Regions from separate parts of the Homo sapiens genome. Here region 2 is linked to region 1. A link is a loop called in an ENCODE intact Hi-C map of the cell type or tissue named here. Cell type or tissue: Caco-2. All regions are shown on one strand. Each heading gives the region's core, and the rest is flanking DNA. Links, peaks and the distances in the headings are about the cores only.

The links. A loop is a pair of places that touch in the nucleus more often than their neighbours do. Peaks named below come from ENCODE experiments on the same cell type or tissue, not always from the same donor. Only the 100,000 strongest peaks of a DNase experiment are listed, where the experiment ranks them.
Region 2: it touches region 1 in a loop (19-fold over the local background); 2 of 110 quality-filtered maps call a loop at or near these places.

Annotation. Positions count from the first base shown.
Region 1 is chr9:21,203,999-21,209,394 of GRCh38, reverse strand. IFNA10 (interferon alpha 10) reads left to right here and starts at 2,252. Exons shown (of 1, transcript NM_002171.2): 1 at 2,252-3,214. The coding sequence starts at 2,298. The coding sequence ends at 2,867. It also overlaps the pseudogene IFNWP18. In Caco-2, for the core only: no CTCF peak of the experiment used is centred there; no DNase peak of the experiment used is centred there.
Region 2 is chr9:21,138,296-21,143,691 of GRCh38, reverse strand. IFNW1 (interferon omega 1) reads left to right here and starts at 1,860. Exons shown (of 1, transcript NM_002177.3): 1 at 1,860-3,060. The coding sequence starts at 2,122. The coding sequence ends at 2,709. RefSeq lists enhancers at 1,906-1,955, 2,046-2,185. In Caco-2, for the core only: no CTCF peak of the experiment used is centred there; no DNase peak of the experiment used is centred there.

The DNA.
Region 1 (5,396 bases), core at 304-5,303:
GGAAGAATCTGTGGGGGTGTTTGGGGCCCTACACTGGCCTTGAGGAGGTACTTCCAGGGAATCCATGGGAATCCAGAGAATCTACCTGAAAGAGAAGAAATACAGTGACTGTGCTTGGGAGGTTGTCAGAGTGGAATCATGAAATCCTTCTCTTCATCAACAGACTTGCAAGGACTGAGAAGTAAGGATGAAGACCTGGGGTCTGCTTTAGTCTTTCTTATTTTCTTCCTCTTCCTAGCTGTGTGTTTATTTCTTCTTTTCTAGTTCCTTAACTTGTAAAGTTAGTTCATTGGTTTGAGGTCTTTCTTCTTTTTTAATATAAGCTTTTACAGCTTTCAATTTCCCCTTTAGCTCTGTTTTCACTGCATCACATACGTCTTGGTATGTTGTGTTTTCATTTTCACCTCTCTCAAGATATTTTCTAAGTTCCCCTCTGGTCATCTTTTTTTTTTTTGTACTATACTTTAAGTTCCAGGTTAAATGTGCTCAACGTGCAAGTTTGTTACATAGGTATACATGTGCCATGTTGGTTTGCTGCACCCATTAACTTGTCATTTACATTAGGTATTTCTCCTCTTACATGTTTATCACATTTAGACATACATTTGTTTTCTTTTTGTTCCCATAAATTAAGATGAAAATCAGACCACTTTTACCTTCTAGGAAAAGTTAAGTGAGAAATATAAATATATTTGCTGTTGTGAATGCCATATAGAACCATTGTATAGTCCATTTAAAAATGAGAATAAATGAGAAATTAGTAAAAACTCCACTTACTAAATAGCTGATTTGCTAAAGCAGACCTCATTCCATTTAAGGACTCAGTATCTATAGGGCCTACTTATACAAAAAAAAACTTCTTACACAAAAAAAAAAAAAAAAAAGTTAGAGCCAGAGTTCAGGATCATGCTGAAAGTTATTTCTTTGCATAATAATATTCAATATTTATAAATTTATGAATTTAGAACAAAGATGGTCTTTTTTATTTGATAAGAATTGACTTGGATAGGAACTTCTGAAAACCTTTAGGGAATATGAACTTCAATGTAAAATGCCAAAAATGATTTAAATCATACTATTTTCTAAGTCATATATGTTTATTGGATTGATACTTCTTTTAAGGGTACAAAAATTAGTTCTCGTAGTGTAAATGAATCTAACATATTACAATAGTTTCTGACTTTCCAACAACTCTATCCAACAAAATTTTATTGCTTAATATACATATTTCTCATTGGGTTTTTTTGTGTATGATATGAGAAGCACTGGTATTGAGTTCATGAAGATAAACAAAATATTTGTAAGACCAATGTTACAAACCTATAGCAAATAGATGACTGTGATTGGAGGACTTTTTGTCCATTTTTTGCTGGATCTTAAAGTCTTATCACAGTATGTGGCTTTAACCTGCATATCTTTGGGCTGCCATTGACTATCTTATAGTTATTAGTTATGTTTGATCCTCAGTTCTTCAGGATGTTTGGTAGACTTTGAGAATTCAATCCAAATAGCTTACATTATATGTTTTATTTCTACTAAAGTTATTCAATACATCAGTACTTGTGTCAAGTGCTGAAAAGAAAAAAGTTTTGGCAATATCTGGATGAATACTGCAGCTGGTGAATTTACAAATTATTTTCTCATATAAAGCAAAATTCAAAGCTTCATACACTAAGAGAAAAATTTTAAAAAATTATTGATTCATATTTTTAGGAGTTTTGAATGATTAGGTAGGTAACTACATTCATATTATTAATGTGTATTATATAGATTTTTATTTTGCATATGTACTTTGATACAAAATTTGCATGAACAAATTATACTAAAAGTTATTCCACAAATATACTTATCAAATTAAAATAAATGTCAATAGCTTTTAAACTTAGATTTTAGTTTAACTTTTCTGTAATTCTTAACTTTACTTTGAATAAAAAGAGCAAACTTTGTAGTTTTTATCTGTGAAGTAGAGGTATACGTAATATACATAAATAGATATGCCAAATCTGTGTTACTAAAATTTCATGAAGATTTCAATTAAAAAAAAACCATAAAAGGCTTTGAGTGCAGGTGAAAAATAGGCAATGATGAAAAAAAATGAAAAACTTTTTAAACACATGGAGAGAGTACATAAAGAAAGCAAAAACAGAGATAGAAAGTAAAACTAGGGCATTTAGAAAATGGAAATTAGTATGTTCACTATTTAAGACCTATGCACAGAGCAAAGTCTTCAGAAAACCTAGAGGCCGAAGTTCAAGGTTATCCATCTCAAGTAGCCTAGCAATATTTGCAACATCCCAATGGCCCTGTCCTTTTCTTTACTTATGGCCGTGCTGGTGCTCAGCTACAAATCCATCTGTTCTCTAGGCTGTGATCTGCCTCAGACCCACAGCCTGGGTAATAGGAGGGCCTTGATACTCCTGGGACAAATGGGAAGAATCTCTCCTTTCTCCTGCCTGAAGGACAGACATGATTTCCGAATCCCCCAGGAGGAGTTTGATGGCAACCAGTTCCAGAAGGCTCAAGCCATCTCTGTCCTCCATGAGATGATCCAGCAGACCTTCAATCTCTTCAGCACAGAGGACTCATCTGCTGCTTGGGAACAGAGCCTCCTAGAAAAATTTTCCACTGAACTTTACCAGCAACTGAATGACCTGGAAGCATGTGTGATACAGGAGGTTGGGGTGGAAGAGACTCCCCTGATGAATGAGGACTCCATCCTGGCTGTGAGGAAATACTTCCAAAGAATCACTCTTTATCTAATAGAGAGGAAATACAGCCCTTGTGCCTGGGAGGTTGTCAGAGCAGAAATCATGAGATCCCTCTCGTTTTCAACAAACTTGCAAAAAAGATTAAGGAGGAAGGATTGAAAACTGGTTCAACATGGCAATGATCCTGATTGACTAATACATTATCTCACACTTTCATGAGTTCTTCCATTTCAAAGACTCACTTCTATAACCACGACGCGTTGAATCAAAATTTTCAAATGTTTTCAGCAGTGTAAAGAAGTGTCGTGTATACCTGTGCAGGCACTAGTCCTTTACAGATGACCATTCTGATGTCTCTGTTCATCTTTTGTTTAAATATTTATTTAATTATTTTTAAAATTTATGTAATATCATGAGTCGCTTTACATTGTGGTTAATGTAACAATATATGTTCTTCATATTTAGCCAATATATTAATTTCCTTTTTCATTAAATTTTTACTATACAAAATTTCTTGTGTTTGTTTATTCTTTAAGATAAAATGCCAAGGCTGACTTTACAACCTGACTTAAAAATAGATGATTTAATTATGTTACCTATCATAATTTTATTCAAGTTATAAAAATATATTTTTTTCTGTACCTGGTTATATGTTGCCTTCAGGATATAAACGTGAACATAAAATATACAGTCCCTGTTCTCTTGTATCTTTGATTTTTTCAGGAAAGAAATCTAAAAACAATAATAATGCTGAATTAATATCAGTGATGCTAACTGCTATAATGTGAGGAAGTAAAAAAACAATGAATTCCTCTTAGCAGAATGTAGATTGAGACATATCTGGAAATAAAAGCAGAGATATTCTCTGTAAACTGACTTCAACATGTAATTGAAAATGTACATTGCAAGTCAGATATGTGAATTTGCAGTTTCCAAGGAATACGATATCTGGAAGTTCATAACTGGCAATGGAAAGGACGCAAATGAAGGCTGTCATATGGGGAGCAAGTGGAGAGGGAAAAAAAGACTTAAACTGGATTCTGAGGATCTTCCACCATTAAAGTGTGGGAACAGAAGAGACACAAAGGAAACAGAGGTGGAATACCTTAACATTAGAAGGACAAGAGGGAATGGTGATAAAAGTGTATTTAGAAAATAAATGTGCTTAGAAAAGGAATCAATAAACTTATGGAAAATGTGAATTAAAACTGAGCACTACAGCAAGAAAATAGATGGCAATGCAGAGCTTACTGAGAGCTGGATTCATAGAATTAATCAGCAGAAGCCATACTGGGGTAGACAGAAGAGTGACTCAGAAAAGAGAAATCAAGATAACACATACAGAAAATGTGAGAAAACTGCCTTTGCAATGGTGGCAAGTAATAAGTTTGGACCCCCAAAAATGTGGATTATCTTTTATCTGCATAGTGTTTCCTTTTTGAAAATATATGTCACTGAATAAATTTCATAATTGTGATGCATTGGTGAATCATATTAATACATTTAATAATTTATATATTTAAAGCATAAAATGTAAAATTATTTACAATAGTAATTGATCATTATTTTGATTAATACTCTGTTAAATGTCAGTAAAAACTGACACATTTTTTCATAAAATAAAATTGGAAACTGGAAAAGATAATCTCTTTCTGAGTACTTTAGGAATGGGGAAAGGATTCCCTCTTTAATAAATGGTGCTGGGAAAACTGGATAGCCATATGCAGAGAACTGAAACTGGACCCCTTCCTTACACCTTATACAAAAATTAATGCAAGATGGATTAAACACTTAAATGTAAAACCCAAAACCATAAAAACCCTAGAAGAAAACGTAGGCAATAGCATTCAGGACATCGGCATGGGCAAAGATTTTATGATGAAATCGCCAAAAGCAACTGCAACCAAAGCTAAAATTGACAAATGGCATCTAATTAAAGAGATTCTGCACAGCAAAAGAAACTGTCAATCATCATGGTGAACAGGCAACTTACAGAATGGGAGAAAATTTTTACAGCCTACCCAATTGACAGAGGTCTAATATCCAGAATGGACAAAGAACTTAAACAAATTCACAAAAAAAAAAAAGCCCCATCGAAAAGTGGGCAAAGGACATGAACAGACACTTCTCAAAAGTAGACATTTATGTGGCCAATAAACATGAAAAAAGCTCAACATCACTGATCATTAGAGAAATGAAAATCAAAACTGCAATGAGATGCCATCTCATGTCACTCAGAATGGCAATTACTAAAAAGTCAGGAAACAACAGATGCTGGTGAAGCTGTGGAAAAATAGGAAAGCTTTTACACTGTTGGTAGGAATGTAAATTACTTCAACCATTGTGGAAGACAGTGTGGCGATTCATCAAGGATTTAGAACCAGAAATACCATTAGACCCAGCAATCCTATTCCTGAGTATATACCCAAAGGAATACAAATAATTCTATTATAAAAATACATGGACGTGTATGTTTATTGCAACACTATTTACAATAGCAAAGACAGGAAACCAACCCAAATGCCCATCAATGATAGAATGGATTAAAAAAATTGTGCTTCAATTTTTTTAATCCTACTGAAGCTGTAGGATTATTTGGGGGACAGAGACTATTATTCCCTACTTTTGGGAATAGTAAATTGTCTGATTCCTACAAACTGTGTGAATTGGAGAGTTTGAATTTCAATA
Region 2 (5,396 bases), core at 85-5,084, 65 kb after region 1:
CCATCTCACACCAGTTAGAATGGCGATCATCAACAAGTCAGGAAACAACAGGTGCTGGAGAGGATGTGGAGAAACAGGAACACTTTTACACTGTTGGTGGGACTGTAAACTAGTTCGACCATTGTGGAAGTCAGCGTGGCGATTCCTCAGGGATCTAGAACTAGAAATACCATTTGACCCAGCCATCCCATTACTGGGTATATACCCAAAGGATTACAAATCATGCTGCTATAAAGACACATGCACACGTATGTTTATTGCGGGACTATTCACAATAGCAAAGACTTGGAACCAACCCAAATGTCCAACAACGATAGACTGGATCTAGAAAATTTGGCACATATAAGCTTCTAATGAAAGACAACATCATCATTGATCCCCTGTGCCCACCTGAGAAACACTGAGGATAACAAATGTTCAATAGCTTACGTAAAAGAATTGAACAATAAAAACCGTGTCAGGATTCCGAGCTGGGATACTGACACAGCCAGTGGAGCACTATTGACCTCAGTAAGCAAATGGTGGAAAATTATTTGACTAATGAAGGTAAAATGATTATAATTGGGTAATCCTTCCACCTTCCTTAGACAAAAGAAACCTTTGCTATCAGTACCTGAGGGCTGTCGAAACTTTTGATACCTGGACACATGGGTCAGGAGGAAAGGAGGTCGCCACTGAGAGCCAGGGTCCTCCAGACAAACACTCTAGGGGCACCGGCAAGGGTCTTGGAGGGTTAGTTGCTTTGCTCACAAAGTAACCACTACCCTCTCACCAAAAGAGTTCTGAAGTTATCAGGATGTTGTGAGACTGCTCCCTGGGAGCGAGTCTGGAAGAGTTTGGGTTGAGAGTATTTGTTACTCTAGAGGAAAAGGTATTACTAGATGTGATAACTACCTTGTGTGTGAGGAGACGCTGGGAAAGTAAAATATCTGCGAATTAGAATCTCTACATCCATATGCGCTTGTAAAGAATCAGGATTCCAGCTGGGATATTGACAGATAGGGGAGCACTATTGACCTCAGTAAGCAAATGATGGAAAGAAAAAGCAGTGTCTATATTAATCTTCACCTTGTGGTCCCAGTGAAGCGTAACCACATGGACCTGCATGAATGTTTTCTAGAAGGAAGAAAAATGTCAGAGAAGCTCATTCGCTAATCATCATCATCCTCTGTTGTGAATAAAACAGCAAACAAAACTGCGTTTTTGGCTCATATCTGTAATTCCAACTACTTGGGAGGCTGAGGCAGGAGGCCTCAGCTTCAGGCCAGGAGTTTGAGACCAGCCTGAACAACATAGTGGGACCTCATCTCTAACAACAACAACAACAAAAAAATTAGCCAGGCATGATGGTGCACACCTGTTGTCCCAGGTACTCAGGGGGCTGAGGCACAGAGATTGCTTGAGCCCAGGAGTTAAAGGCTGCAGTGACCTCTGATCATGCCACCACACTCCAACCTGGGTGACGGATTAAGACCCCATCTCTAAAAAACAAACAAACAACAGCAAAATGCTGTTCTTGGTTCTAAAGAGCTTATTTGCTGCAGATGATCTGGTAAACCTGAAGCAAATATAGAAACCTATAGGGCCTGACTTCCTACATAAAGTAAGGAGGGTAAAAATGGAGGCTAGAATAAGGGTTAAAATTTTGCTTCTAGAACAGAGAAAATGATTTTTTTCATATATATATGAATATATATTATATATACACATATATACATATATTCACTATAGTGTGTATACATAAATATATAATATATATATTGTTAGTGTAGTGTGTGTCTGATTATTTACATGCATATAGTATATACACTTATGACTTTAGTACCCAGACGTTTTTCATTTGATTAAGCATTCATTTGTATTGACACAGCTGAAGTTTACTGGAGTTTAGCTGAAGTCTAATGCAAAATTAATAGATTGTTGTCATCCTCTTAAGGTCATAGGGAGAACACACAAATGAAAACAGTAAAAGAAACTGAAAGTACAGAGAAATGTTCAGAAAATGAAAACCATGTGTTTCCTATTAAAAGCCATGCATACAAGCAATGTCTTCAGAAAACCTAGGGTCCAAGGTTAAGCCATATCCCAGCTCAGTAAAGCCAGGAGCATCCTCATTTCCCAATGGCCCTCCTGTTCCCTCTACTGGCAGCCCTAGTGATGACCAGCTATAGCCCTGTTGGATCTCTGGGCTGTGATCTGCCTCAGAACCATGGCCTACTTAGCAGGAACACCTTGGTGCTTCTGCACCAAATGAGGAGAATCTCCCCTTTCTTGTGTCTCAAGGACAGAAGAGACTTCAGGTTCCCCCAGGAGATGGTAAAAGGGAGCCAGTTGCAGAAGGCCCATGTCATGTCTGTCCTCCATGAGATGCTGCAGCAGATCTTCAGCCTCTTCCACACAGAGCGCTCCTCTGCTGCCTGGAACATGACCCTCCTAGACCAACTCCACACTGGACTTCATCAGCAACTGCAACACCTGGAGACCTGCTTGCTGCAGGTAGTGGGAGAAGGAGAATCTGCTGGGGCAATTAGCAGCCCTGCACTGACCTTGAGGAGGTACTTCCAGGGAATCCGTGTCTACCTGAAAGAGAAGAAATACAGCGACTGTGCCTGGGAAGTTGTCAGAATGGAAATCATGAAATCCTTGTTCTTATCAACAAACATGCAAGAAAGACTGAGAAGTAAAGATAGAGACCTGGGCTCATCTTGAAATGATTCTCATTGATTAATTTGCCATATAACACTTGCACATGTGACTCTGGTCAATTCAAAAGACTCTTATTTCGGCTTTAATCACAGAATTGACTGAATTAGTTCTGCAAATACTTTGTCGGTATATTAAGCCAGTATATGTTAAAAAGACTTAGGTTCAGGGGCATCAGTCCCTAAGATGTTATTTATTTTTACTCATTTATTTATTCTTACATTTTATCATATTTATACTATTTATATTCTTATATAACAAATGTTTGCCTTTACATTGTATTAAGATAACAAAACATGTTCAGCTTTCCATTTGGTTAAATATTGTATTTTGTTATTTATTAAATTATTTTCAAACAAAACTTCTTGAAGTTATTTATTCGAAAACCAAAATCCAAACACTAGTTTTCTGAACCAAATCAAGGAATGGACGGTAATATACACTTACCTATTCATTCATTCCATTTACATAATATGTATAAAGTGAGTATCAAAGTGGCATATTTTGGAATTGATGTCAAGCAATGCAGGTGTACTCATTGCATGACTGTATCAAAATATCTCATGTAACCAATAAATATATACACTTACTATGTACCCACAAAAATTAAAAAGTTATTTTAAAAAAGAAATACAGGTGAATAAACACAGTTTCTTTCCGTGTTGAAGAGCTTTCATTCTTACAGGAAAAGAAACAGTAAAGATGTACCAATTTCGCTTATATGAAACACTACAAAGATAAGTAAAAGAAAATGATGTTCTCATACTAGAAGCTTTAGGTGCAAATGATGTTGAGAAAGAAAAATATTAGATGTCCTTTTTGAGGTGCCTGGGAGACATGAAATTGCAGAAATCTTATGCGCAATTGGGAATATGGGTCTAGAGTGAACAACAAATCCCATGGGCAAAGGTATTAATTTAAGATTCTTTATTGCATGTCTGGTAACAAGGACATAGGAATGAATGTAGTCACTTATAAACAGAGGAGACAATGAGATGAGGACATAACCTTGTCCTGCAGACCCTCAACATTCAAAGGTAGAGCAGAGAAGGAGAATATGTAAAGGAGCCTGAGGTAAAGTTGCCAGTGCAATTAGAAAGAGAAATGGGAAAGAATGAGGGAGAGTCTAATGAGGGGAAGACAGTGGTACTTTCAGGGAAGGTGAGGGCTGAGCTGTCCTACTGAACCTGGAAACAGACTCCACTGATGACCTTAGGAGGATCTGGTTTAGTAGAATGAATGGGATAGAAACACGATTGGAGTAAGTTGAAGAGGAAACACAAAAAAGAGAAATTAAGAATACTGCGTATAGAAAATTATTTGGGGAAGTTTGTTTGTCAAGTGGAAAAAGGAAATAAGGTGGCATCTAGAGAAGAATGTGGATTAATGTTTCTTGTATTTTTTTTCATGTTTTTTGCAATATGTTTTTAAAGAATTATTTTCAGAGGGCGGGCGCAGTAGTTCATGCCTGTAATCCCAGCGCTTTGGGAGGTCGAGGCAGGCTGATCGCAAGATCGGGAGATAGGGACCATCCTGGCCAACATGGTGAAACCCCGTCTCTACTAAAAAAAAAAAATGCAAAAATTAGCTGGGCGTGGTGGCGTGGTGGTCCCAGCTACTCAGGAGGCTGAGGCAGGAGAATCGCTTGAACCCAGGAGGCGGAGGTTGCGGTGAGCCAAGATGGCGTCACCGCACTCCAGCCTGGTGACAGAGGGAGACTCCGTCTCAAAAAAAAAAAAAAGTTATTTTCAGAGAACGAATATATTGGTACAAAACATGTGAACATTTGAATATTTGATTTAATTAATTGCTTATTTGAATAAAATAATAATCTATCAGTGTTCTAATTAATATTATTTTGTAATAAGCTTCAACGGTTACCTATTTGCTTGTTAATATTCTTTTTTTCTATCAAATTTTACAATCAGATCTCATTTTATTCTGTTATTTATTTACTCTATATTTTATGTTGGTCATATACCTTATTTGTTTATGATATGATTTCTAATCACTGAGATGTACATTTCTCTGTATTTTATGTTGTCATATACATTATTTGTTTATGATCTTATGATTTCTAATAACTGAGATATACATTTTCTAAAAATTGTAGCCATGTTCTTGTGATGGACACTTGTTTTTAACTTTACCTGTATTCAAAGATCTGGACAATTCCTTTTTTATTTAAATTATGGAATGTCTAGCATGGAAAACTAAGCCTCTCTCTAATTGAATTCTACTTTTGACTTGACGTATATTCAGTTCCCTCTCATGTAAATCTGTTTTTATATTCAATTCTTTTAAATTTATTTTTGAAATTTACAATGAACACTTAATAATAATGTTTATGGGGTACAAAGTTATGTTTCCATATATGTATGCATTGTAATGATCAAATCAAGGTAAGTAGTACATCCATCACCTTAAACATTTACAATTTCTTTGTGATGAGGACACTCAAAAACCCGGGCAGGTGCAGTGGCTCAGCCTGCAAGCCCAGCACTTTCAGAGGCCGAGACGGGAAGATTGCTTGAGCTCATGAGTTCAAGACCAGCAGGGCAACATAGCGAAATCCCACCTGTACAAAAAATACAAAAATTAGCTGGGCATTGTGGTGCGCACCTGTAGTCCCAGCTACTCAGACAGCTGAGGTGGGAGGATTGCTTGAGCCTAAGAAGTGGAGGTTGCAGTGA